4 separate regions of the Homo sapiens genome follow, and regions 2, 3 and 4 are each linked to region 1. Evidence: chromatin contacts called from ENCODE Hi-C or POLR2A ChIA-PET data. All regions are on one chromosome and are shown on one strand. The core of a region is the stretch at or near the end of the contact, and the rest is flanking DNA. Distances in the headings are between cores, read along the strand shown.

The links. Hi-C counts contacts between places; a loop is a spot of excess contacts on that map. ChIA-PET counts read pairs that join two places held with the same protein, here RNA polymerase II (POLR2A). Pooled maps may share reads with other maps.
Region 2: a loop to region 1 is called in a map with no recorded cell type, with 6 times the contacts of the local background. The contact joins the promoter of CYB5R2 here to the promoter of ZNF215 in region 1. A Hi-C loop is called at or near these places in 7 of 37 single-sample maps with no recorded cell type and 6 of 50 pooled maps. POLR2A ChIA-PET finds 5 or more read pairs at or near these places in 1 of 52 experiments (H1).
Region 3: a map of OCI-LY7 shows a loop between it and region 1 (3-fold over the local background). The contact joins the promoter of FHIP1B here to the promoter of ZNF215 in region 1. A Hi-C loop is called at or near these places in 1 of 168 maps with a recorded cell type or tissue (OCI-LY7), 7 of 37 single-sample maps with no recorded cell type and 9 of 50 pooled maps. POLR2A ChIA-PET finds 5 or more read pairs at or near these places in 1 of 52 experiments (activated T-cell).
Region 4: a loop to region 1 is called in a pooled map, with 3 times the contacts of the local background. The contact joins the enhancer-like site here to the promoter of ZNF215 in region 1. A Hi-C loop is called at or near these places in 6 of 37 single-sample maps with no recorded cell type and 2 of 50 pooled maps. POLR2A ChIA-PET finds 5 or more read pairs at or near these places in 1 of 52 experiments (HEK293).

Annotation. Positions count from the first base shown.
Region 1 is chr11:6,925,025-6,927,790 of GRCh38, reverse strand. It overlaps ZNF215 (zinc finger protein 215), which reads right to left and starts at 1,365. Exons shown (of 7, transcript NM_013250.4): 1 at 1,106-1,365; 2 at 1-129. LOC107984019 (a long non-coding RNA gene) reads left to right here. Exons shown (of 4, transcript XR_001748112.3): 2 at 629-1,974.
Region 2 is chr11:7,672,116-7,674,881 of GRCh38, reverse strand. CYB5R2 (cytochrome b5 reductase 2) reads left to right here and starts at 1,382. Exons shown (of 9, transcript NM_016229.5): 1 at 1,382-1,463; 2 at 1,991-2,134; 3 at 2,359-2,431. The coding sequence starts at 2,057. RefSeq lists a silencer at 870-1,079 and enhancers at 1,600-1,699, 1,720-1,769.
Region 3 is chr11:6,233,120-6,235,885 of GRCh38, reverse strand. FHIP1B (FHF complex subunit HOOK interacting protein 1B) reads left to right here and starts at 1,250. Exons shown (of 12, transcript NM_001098794.2): 1 at 1,250-1,342. It also overlaps a transcript of CNGA4 not described here. RefSeq lists enhancers at 836-915, 313-1,003 and silencers at 1,046-1,345, 1,526-1,575.
Region 4 is chr11:7,532,369-7,535,134 of GRCh38, reverse strand. The region is part of intron 1 of PPFIBP2 (PPFIB scaffold protein 2); the gene reads right to left. All of the region lies in intron 1 of LOC124902806 (leucine-rich repeat extensin-like protein 5), which reads left to right. Among named protein-coding and RNA genes, the nearest start is that of PPFIBP2, 20 kb to the right of the region's middle. Within about 2 kb of position 1,385, at least 4 of the 41 ENCODE cell types and tissues checked have a DNase peak (open chromatin) inside an H3K27ac peak, as active enhancers do.

The DNA of each region.
Region 1 (2,766 bases), core at 116-2,615:
CTAGGACAGGGAGAGACGTTCAGGATGGCATGCTGCATTTAGGTAAGATTTCCGAGGTGGAATAGTTTTGATGATAGAGATCCAAGGTGTGACGTGACTGCAAGTAGCTTAAGTGGCAAATGATGAACACTGGAATATACAAAGCCAGGAAATATAACAGTTAAACTCTAAAGTACTGAATAGATGCCTCTGATATAAAGGTGGGATTCAGGATTAAGACACGGAGCCAGTACCACTGTGACGGAGGGACCTGAAGTTGTAGTGGATGGTTAGACTAATATAACCAGGTGGCACCAGTTCTACGGTTTTATGGCCGCAAGGAACTCGAACAGCTGCTAATTATGGAAAAAAGGTACTGTCTGTGAAGAGGGTTATTTCTAATCAAACAGGTTGTAGGTAGGACAGCTGCTTGAGGTAAGAACCACCTGGCGAGAGTAGCTTAGATAAAGAGGAACAGAAAACAGTTTGCAAATAAGTGACTGAATAGAAGTCATTTATGTTAAATGGAGAAAGAATTATTTTAAAATAAGTACGATACTTGGAGGTTTTAATCTTTTAGGGAGGTGGCCAGGAATGACTGGGAAAACAAGGCAATATGAATTAATTAAAACTCCATTGTCTTTCCCAGTTGATTGATCCAGTCACGCTTGGTTTTTCCATGAGGCATCAATACCAGCCATTCCCAAACCAGCTGATCATAACATACTAACCACTCTGCGCGTCTGGAGACTGCCCCTATTGCAGAGTGGAAGAGGCGACAGGAGTGTGGTTAAATCCTTGCTTTAGCGGAGCTGGATCCTGACCCCAGCCGTCCCGCCGCCCACCCCCTCGCCCTCTGTCGCTGCTCTCAACGCTTGTCTTACTTCCGCAGCCCACGTTTCCATCCCTCCCGTCAGCTCGCGCCCTCCTCCAGGTTTTCCGGCACAGACCTTGGAGGGCAGCGTGGAAACTGGGTAACTGCAAGCAAGCTGAGGTAAGCTGCACGTTCCGCATGGACGCCCTCAAGCGTGATTCCCAATTCCAAGACCCCGCGTCCCCACCGCCCGCTGACGAGAACGATACCCGTGAGCACCGCTCCTCTCCAGTGGCCCGTTCAGTCACTCACAAGCGCCAGTTCTCAGAGGAGCCGCGGAATCGCTGTCTTGGACAGTGAAGGGAGCTGGCGTTGGTAATCACGCTGCAACTAGGAATCCCTGACCTCGCCGAACCCTCAACTCACTGCCGGCTCCGAGTTTCATAAATTGCCGCGGAACAACCTCGACGCACTCTTGCGCACGCGCACCAGCTGTGGAAGGAACCCCCTAGGAGCCCCCGCGACCCGGATCGGTGAGGTAGACCAGGCCTTTGCCAGCCCCGTCCCTTTCTGCAGGCCCCGTCCCTTTCTGCAGGCCCCGCCCACGCCGCACACTTGGAACTCTGGCCCTGTGAATGGACTCACGGTGAGCTTCTAGTGGCTTAAAGAAATGAGCGTCATACTTCCGGCGCTGCCTCATCCCGTCCGGGGAAACTAGTCCAAATCGCCTTTCTGTTCCCCACACCCCATTTGTCTGGAATCAAAAAACAATGACAATTTCGACAAGACATTGTCTCTTACATGGTCTTTATTGGTTTATTGGTTCACAGATTCATTCATTCAGTTTTGTATGGAAGTGAGAGGGCTTGCAGTTCGTTGTTCAGTTTTGGCTTGTTAAGACTGAGGTACTTTGTGGCATCTGAGAAGCATTGTCAATTAGGCATTTGGATGTAGGCATTTGGGAATTTAGAGATGTCTGGGGCTAGACCTGTAAAATTTGGGTCAATCTGGGTAGATGGTGATTGATGCTATCCATTGGAATAGGACTGCAGAGAAAGGGACAGAGAGGAAGAGAGAAAATAGAAGGAAATGGGCTGGAATTGGCCCAGGGAACACCAACACCATTGGTTGAGTCAGGAAGGCGGACCTGCAAAAAAGAGAGAGGAGGATCAGCCTGAGAGGTAGGAGGAAATCTGGTGGGTGTGGAGACACAGAGGGAAGGGATGTGTGTGTCACAAAGGAGAGAATGCTTGGTGGCATTAAGTACATGATAATATGATTAGTGCTTGCCTAGAGGCATGTGGACAGTGCTGTAGGAGCAGAGTGAAAGAACTTAAACCAGAGAGAGCTTTATATCTAGGCCAGGAGTGGACTAAGGTAAAACAAGATGGCAACTTTGAACAGCTAGTGACACAAAAAAACAAGGACACACCATATAGTTTCTTTTATTTCTTTTTAAATAGACCTTATTTTTTAGAGCAGTTTTGGATTTACAGTTTTGGAAAAATTGAGAAGGTAATATACAGAGTTACCTTCTACTCCACAACTAGTTTTCCCTGTTATTACCCTCTTAAATTATTATGGTATATTTGTTACAACTAAGAAAATAAAAATAAAATATAAAAATAAAAAATAAAATAACATTGATACATTAAGTCCACAATACTTTATTCAGATTTCTTATTTTCTTTGCTTTTTTCTTTTCTTTTCTTTCTTTCTCTTTCTTTCTTTCCTTTCTTTCTTCTTTCTTTCTTTCTTTCTTTCTTTTTCTCTCTTGCTTGCTTGCTTCTTTTCTTTCTTTCTTCTTTTTTTGACTGGGTCTCACTCTGTCACCCAGGCTGCCAGGCTGGAGTACAGTGGTGTGACAGCTCACTGCAGCCTGGACCTCCCTGAGCTCAAGTGATTCTCCCATCTCAGCCTCCCAAGTAGCTGGAACTACAGGTGCTTGCCACCATGCCTGGCTAATTTTTTTT
Region 2 (2,766 bases), core at 133-2,632, 750 kb before region 1:
AAGGTAGAGCCTTTACATAGGTAATCAAGTTAAAACAAGGTCATTAGGATGGACCCTAATTGAATATGACTGGTGTCTTCATAAAAGGGGAAATTTGGACACAGGGACACACACAGAGGGATGAAAATGTGGAGACATAGGAAGAAGATGCCCCTTCTCCTAGCCCCTCTCCTACAAACCTAGGAGAGGCATGGAACAGATCCTTCCCTCACAGCCCTCAGAAGGAACCCACTCTGCCCACACCTTGATTTTGGACTTCCAGCCCCCAGACCTGCGAGACAATAAATTTTTGTTGTTTAAGCCGCTCAGTCTGCGGCACTTTGTTACAGCAGCCCTAGCAGAGTCAAACAGGTGGGGATCTGCTTCTGGGCTTCTCTGTTTCACACAGGTCCTGAGGCAAGAATTTGCCTTTGCCTGTAATCAAGGGCGAGCCGGGCAGCCAAGGTTCCGAAACGCACCGTGAAGACCCTCTAACTGTGCCTACTATTCTGCTCCCCTCCGATCGGCGCGGGGCTCTTGTCCTTCCTCTCTCCACCCAGCGAATGAATGAACGCAGGAGCGCTCGGAGTACACGTCTTCAACTCGGCGACGCCCCTGCTTCGGCCCCACCCCGCAAACACCCGCCCCGGACCAGGCCCAGGGTAGGCGCCCATGAGGTATGTCGAATGAATATATTCGCGCGCTCTTTGCAGCTGCCTGAATTCTTCCTTCCCCAGCATCCCCCTCCGCCCGGTCACCCAGACGGCCTTCTCCAGCCTTGCCGAGCTTAAGTAAGCTGAGGGGCGCTCAGTGTGGCAGCTCTGCGTGTGCAGGGAAGGGGCCAGGATGCAGAGGGGCAGCGCAGGAGCGAGGACGCCACGGCTCAGCGCCCCGCCAGCCTCATGATGGAGCGCTGCCCTGGGGGCAGGGCTGACCCAGAGCCAGCGGCTCGTGAGTGAGAGCCCCCCGACCACGGCCCTTCTCGGGGAGCGGGCCAGCCGCCGGGGTCCCAGCCTGCGGGGTCCGCCCGCGCTTTTGTCCTCCCGGGCGTGCGTGTCCGGGTCTCGGCCGGTTCCCCGTCGGCCAGGCGGAGCTGCGGGGCGACGCCACGAGTCTGCGGGCCCGCGGCGGGGAGCGGCCCCCGGCCAACCCCAGTTCGACGACGTGTTGGGCGTCTCACTCCGGGTGGGTTCCGCGGCGGGGTGTATTTATGGAGTATTGAAGAAATATCTCCGTCGGGACGGCCGGAAGGAAAGAGGCCAGAGGCGCGGAGGCCGGCTAGAGCCGGGAACGAACGTCCGACCGGGAGGTTGGGGGCCGGAGCGGGAGGCGTGGGGAGAGGTCGTGGGCGGGACCGCGAAGGGCGGGGAGTGGGGCGGGCCGGCTCGGATTCCGGAAGGCTGAGACTCCAGTGACCCGGCGGGAGGAGAGGCAACTTTCCCTGTCGGGCTTGAGTTGGGAGAGGAGCAGGGCGGCCTTGTAGGGTAGGGACAGATGCGGGGAGGCTCCCGAGTCTCTGGCAGTTGAGTGCCCAGGCCCCCTTCGCCCTGTCCAGGAGACTGTTGGGGAGTCCCCAGGCCCTAAGTCACGGGGCACCTCTTAGAGCTACGCACCCTAGTTCTGTCTTTAGGGACTGGGCCCCTCATTCCGGATTGTGTGTTAGGGGTGATGTCCTCCCCCTTCACCTCAAGGAAGGGACTTCCAGTGTATGAACCTTTGGCTGTAGCCAGGAGGGGCCTAGTGACCTGAGCACCCCAGGCCATGTGTGCTGCCTGCTCCAGGGGCCTGAAACATCCTTCCTGTGTGACCTGCAGCTGACCCCTCCCTACCCTCTGGTCCACGACAGGCTCTCCCAGCCGCCTTCTGTGTCACTACTGTTCTCTTTGCCTATTTCCTGCAGGCAGAGCTCAGCTCCTGTGCCTTTGGTGTGGGGAGGGTGTTCTGCGCCTGAGAGCTGCCCTGTCCAGGGCGGGCAAGACCTGAGGTGCTCTGTTCACATTGTGTCTGCCAGGACCCGTCCCTGCTCCTGACCATCACCGTCACTGGGGTCACTGTGCTCGTGTTGGTCCTGAAGAGCATGAACTCCAGGAGGAGAGAGCCAATCACCTTACAGGACCCTGAAGCCAAGTACCCGCTGCCCTTGATTGAGAAAGAGGTAATGGGTCAGCCCTGTGGGTGGAAGGCAGTAAGTGGATGATGGCTGGGATGGCAGGGCATCCAGACAGTCATCTCATGGCCTCCAGTTCACTCCCCGCCGCCCTGTGTGTGTGTGTGTGTGTGCTGGAATAGCGCCAAACGGACCTCCTTTCCCAGGCATCTCAGCTGCCCAGCAAGGCTTCTAGAAAGCTGACAGAACCTGCCTATGTTTTGTTTTATCAGAAAATCAGCCACAACACCCGGAGGTTCCGCTTTGGACTGCCTTCGCCGGACCATGTCTTAGGGCTTCCTGTAGGTGAGCCGGGCTTGGGTCATCACCAGGACTGGGGCCTCTGGGGGCTAGGCCCTCCTCTCTTAACAGAAACACAGGTTTCCCACGTCCTGAGGTGTGGAAGATGCCCTCTTGCTCCTCCTGAGCCTGTGAGCTCAGGGAGATAGATAGGGGGATGGATGTGGGACAGAAAATTTCTTTTCTTCATTATTCCAATTGGGCTGACACGAGAGTGGTACCTCAGTGAGCATTGAAAAGAACTGAACCTAGAGCCAAAAGGCCTAAAATCTCATGGAAGGCTCCTTGCTGGGGAACTTAAGGGAAGTCCTTCAATCTCTCTGAGCCTCAGTCTATGAAAT
Region 3 (2,766 bases), core at 1-2,500, 690 kb after region 1:
CTAACTGCAACCTCCGCCTCCCGGGTTCAAGCGATTCTCCTGCCCCAGCCTCCCAAGCAGCTGGGATTACAGGCGCGCGCCACTACGCCCAGTTAATTTTTGTATTTGTAGTAGGGACGGGGTTTCACTATGTTGGTCAGGCTGGTCTCGAACTCTTGACCTCGTGATCCGCCCGCCTCGGCCTCTCAAAGTGCTGGGATTACAGGCGTGAGCCACCGCGCCCAGCCGGTAAAGTACTTTTAAAACTACATGCCTTATCTGAAACTTCTATTTTTCTATTTTAGTTTATCTTACTCTTGCTTGTTTCCCAAGACTCGGCTTAGACACCGTCACCTCCCGGAAGTCTTCCCTAAGCTCCTTCACCGTACCTTCCTCTCATCCTCTATACATGCAAATCATGCTAAGTGCTGCTCCTAGGTGGCCCCCGTAGTAATGTACTTATTACACTACGCTGCAATTCTCTGAGGTCCTGGAGAGCAGAGGCCGGTTCTAATTGATCCGGAATCCAGCTGGGCATGCAGGCACTTATTCCGTGTTCCTTGACTAAGTGCTCAAGGGGTGACGGAGCAGCACAGCACAGCGGTGTTGGGGGAGCCAGGGGCAGTCACCGCTGGGGTACTAAAGTAGAGACCAAGCTATGCACGACGATGGAGCAAAATGAACTAGAGTGCCCGCAGTCAGCCCTCTCTAGGGCTCCACTTTTCCGCAGGCCCGGCCCACCTACTGATTCCTCCTCTCTTTTCGTGATAGCCTCGCCCCTCCACACCCACTCTTCCACTCCAAGCGTCTCCTGGAATCCATGGCCCCACCCCTTTCTCGCTCGTCTTTCTTCCGGCTCCATCTCTCCCAAGCCCCGCCCTTCTGATCTTTCCCTGCCTGTAAAAATCGCCTCTCCTTAGGTCCCGCCTTCTGCCCTCTGGTTCCACCTTTCCTTCCCGGGCTCCGCCTCCGCCCTGCCGGCCTCCACCTTCCCAGAGGCCTTCGCCTATGACACGCCGGAGTCCTTCTGAGGGGCGGGGTTTACGTACGAAGGGACGGAACCAAGAGGAGAGGCGGTGCTCCTCCCTCGGATAGCCGTCGGCGACCCCGCCCTTGCGTTTAGCCGTTGCCAGGAAACAAGCGTCCTTGCTCGGGTTTGGTCCGGCTCAGCCAATGAGCTGGCACGCCATTGCCCAGTCGTGCGACGCCGGGCGGTTGCGTGTGGTGCGCGGGGGCGCGGGCTGCGTGTGGCGCGGGGCGGGGCGCGGCTGGTGCGCTTGAGAAGCGATGGCGGCGGCCTGAACTCACCTAACACCGCAGCAGCAACCGGGCCCGGCCAGGTTCGGCGTTCCGTGAGTGAACGGTACGCATGGGCCAGAGGGCCTGGAGAGTCGTTTGTGGGGATGAGAGACTGGGAAAAGACGGTGACGGGTTTGGTTACTGTACTGGTTGTGAGGGGTTGGCAGGTGGTGAGGGTCCGGGTGTGAGTGTCTAAGATAGGGAAGGAGGGTGAGAGCTTACAGGTGAGTGGACAAATGAGGGGCTGTGAGAGGCTGGGTGCTTTCGGAGGTGCCAAGTTGAAGGGACTCCTGAACGCGGTTTACTAGGGCTGGGGCTACTGAGGGCTGGTGTGAAGGATACCCTGGGACTAGAGTGAGGGGTAAGGCCTGCGCGAGGAGAGAGAGAGTAAAAGGCGCAGGTGGGAGCCTGCGGGGTGGCGGCAAATTGGTGAGGGAGTTGAAGGCGAGGCATGGGAGGAGGGAATTAGGGCTTGTGAGACTTGGATAAAGGTGAGAGGTTGGTTCTGAGGCCTCCTTCGATGGACTGCCCTGTCCAGTGAGAGCAATAGTTTTAGACAAAGTAGGGCAGCTTAGATGGAAGTGTTGTGCACCTGACTCCTCTGCTCCCATGGACTTTCCATATTCTGGAGGACGAGAAAATGAAGGTGTCATAGGCAATAGTACTATGGTAATGAAAGTCATATTTGAGGCTCAGACTTCAACAGAGTAATCACAGAAACTTCAGTTCCTTCGAGTTCCTTCTCTGGACTGCATAGTTGAAGATGGGCCCTCTCATGAAGGGTTTTGCGCTGTGACAGCTTGTGTTTTCTCTCTACTTGCTTCTGGACAACCTTATTCCACTGTTGCTCCTTACCTGTGCTTAACTGTGGGTCTTTGATTGGATTGACCATATTCAGTTGCTAATTCTACTTTTATGGAGGTCATATGGTTTGCCCTATACAGTACTATATTTAGGATCCCAAACAGGATGGCCTTACTCTCCTTTCTTACAGTTGAATTTTTTAAAAAGCTAGTTTATATTATATTTAAAATGTGTGTTTGATGAGTTTTGACATGTGTACACATCTGTGAAATCATCATCAGTCTCAAGATACTGAACATTTTAGCCACCTGAAAATTTATCTCTTCCTCTCCACACCCTGTAGTTGGGTTCATCTTACTAGCATTCTTTTAGGTCCTCTTCTCCCCACCAACCCAAATGCACGTGAAATTCTGGAAAGTTGGTTTGGCATTCAGTGATAATGGCCACTTTCACACTACTAAATTTTCCTCTCTACTGCTAGTCAGCCATGGGGTTGGGACATCCTATTCTTTCCAGACTCAGAAAGAGTTAAGTCTTTCCTTAACTCTACAGTGGACAGGGAGAGACCATTTCCTGAGAATTAGACAGCCTCAGTCCCCATTCTTTTCCAGAGTCTTAGCTTCAGAGCCAACTCCTATATCCTGTGGTATATTCTCATTGCTTCTTTCTGGAGTCCAGACAGGC
Region 4 (2,766 bases), core at 136-2,635, 610 kb before region 1:
TTCCTCTCTTTCCAGGATTTCCTCCCCTGGGAAACAGCTCAGTATCTGATGGTGGAAATGAAAGAAGGAACTGAGCATGTGCAGCTCAGCCCATCCTCCCCTCTCCCTAGAGCCACCTTGGCAAAGGAAGTGGCCTGCACCAGAAAGAGCCTATGAGGTCCCATCAGGGCCTGTAGTGATGCACCTGCAATGCACATGGTGCCTTCTATTTGAGAGCATGGCTCCCCAGCAACCTGCGGATGATGCTGTAATTCATTTTGCCAGGTGGGGTAAGGCCAGGAAGGCGGTCTGGGAAAGCAGGCATTTGCGTTGTGGCCACTGCACAATGCCTGCCAGAGTAAATTAAATTGGTGTCTGGCTTATGGACCAGCCTTGTCAGGTTGGTCAGTGTGAATTAAGCTCTGGGCAACAAGCCCCTCCCAGTGAATGGATAAGGGTGTCTGACCTGTGGTAGTCCTTACCTCCATTCTCTCCCCTGTCCACACCACACCTGCCCCCACAGCAGACAGAGAGCCTCATGCCCCTGACAGGACCCGGTTGGCAATGTGCCTCCTCAGCCCCAGAACTTACCCTTCAAGGGAAGCTACCCTCATTTTCCTTCTTACAGCAAAGAACACACATGCATACACACAATTTACCTCCAGGGAGGAACAAATGGACGTGAAATTATTTCATTGCCTCAACCAGATCATAAACAGATTCAGAGAAATGCTTCAAATGCAACCTCAAAGTGAATATTTCCAAAAAGCTTCATCTCAAAAATTGCCCCCCTAAAAAATAATACAAGCAAGAGGTTAAGCTAAATGATGGGTAAGAGGATGCATTTTACTATTTCTATTTCTGTGTACATTTGAATTCTTTTTATAGTAACAGGCTAACACAAAAAACCAAACCACCACCTGGGGATGTGGACTTTTCAGGGCAGGGGGCAGAGAATTCTACTTTCCCTTCCAGCAGAACTGAGATTTGAACCTAAGTTCCTGATGACTCATTTGGTGCTCTTTCTACAGTGCCATTCAAACTCCCTGAATAGGTCCTAACATTCCACCAAACTCTCCTTACCTCTCACCTCACCACAGTTTAGAACCTCATCATCTCTCAGCCAGATTGCAAAAGCTGCTTCCTCTGGGCTTTCTACCTCTAGCCAACTTCCCTGCAATCTGTCTTTCTTTCCCTGTGCAGGCAAGACATGTTCCATGGAGCTCATGACATGCTCCTCTGCTCTCAAACATTCCTCGGCTTCACAGTGCTTTCAGGAGAGAAGCTGCATTTTGCAGCTCTGCCAAAGTCCTCTAATACAGTTAACCTTCCCCGCTATAGTCCTCACCACTCTGAGTTCCAGCTTCACTGGACCACGTCCTACCCTCGCATACAGAAATACCCCATTTTCTGTACTTCCTCTACGTGGGTGCTTTTCTCCATCTCTACTTTCAAATCCCACCCATGCTAAGGCCTTATCCAAATGACCACTGCCAGAAAACCTTTCCTAACACCATTACCCCTCATCCCTGAAGGTGCTGGATGCCTCAGCTCTGCTCCTGTCATATCTGGTACACACCTTTATCGTCAGAGCTGTCTATATTATTTATGAAGATGATAATAATTTGTATTATTTCTCAATGTGTCTGCCTCCCTGTCTAGATTAACTGCTAGAGAGCAAGGAGTATGCTCCATTCACCTTTCTATCCTCAGAGCCCAGCAAAGAACCTGGCACAGGACCTTCAGTAAATGTTTGTTGACACAAAATGTTAAGTGTTTGTGTACCTGAGTGGAAAGTGAAGGGAGGCTGGGCATGTAACCTTGGCCAGCACTCTGAAAGAAGGATTGGGGGCTATCCATGACAGCCTCTCTCATCGAACTTTCTCCACACCTGGGGTCCCTTCTCTCTTACAGCCAGATATTCAGAGGTGAAAGCGTCTCTACCATAAGGGGAACTTACGCTTGGGCCTGGCATGAGTGAGAGACATAACTGATGGATGCAATTGTATTCCTGAAGGACCAATGAGAAAAAAGGATGTCACTTCCCCTAATAGATAATAAAACCAGGCACTTCTCCCTATTCCATTATTTTAGAATGCTAAGCAACAACAACAAAAAAAAACAGATATGAATTGGTAAGTTTTCTCTATTAGCTGGAGCGTGCGTAACTTTTGCCTATAGCCAACTCCCTCCTACGAGCCTCCCTGGCTGCCTGCTGAGGAATAGGCCCCAGAATTTGGCAGGCTGGAGGTAAACACTAATTGAATTAATCAAAATGTATTCTGTAATTTGAGCCTTCATTTCAACATTTGTTGAACAGTTTAATTTTGATTCAATGCAATGCTTTTCCCCTTGCAATAAAAAAAGTTAAGTCAGTAGAAGACCAAAGAATTTCTTTAAAGACAGGCCTGTGTGCACTGTCAACAACAGCCTGGCCTCTGCCTCCATCAGAGGAGAAGGAGGCTTCCCCCGAAGGCCTGGGCTGGAGGGTATTAGCAGCTCTGTGTTCACTGGAGTTCCGAGGGCCACACGGGAGCCAGATGAAGACACTGCACAGAAACTACTGCTGCCAGAGAGCCTGACTACAAGTAAACAGCTCGGCCTGGAGCTGAGCCTTTGGACGAGGCCAGTCAGGCTTCCTCCACTAGCTAGCTGGGTCCACCATCCTCTCCTGGTCCCAAGGTTGGCAGGATCAGTAGTAAGTGCCTCTCCATGCTTCACCATGACACTGAGCCTTGTTCAATGAGGATTTTGGAAACACCCTGTTATGAGCTGAATTGTACCCAC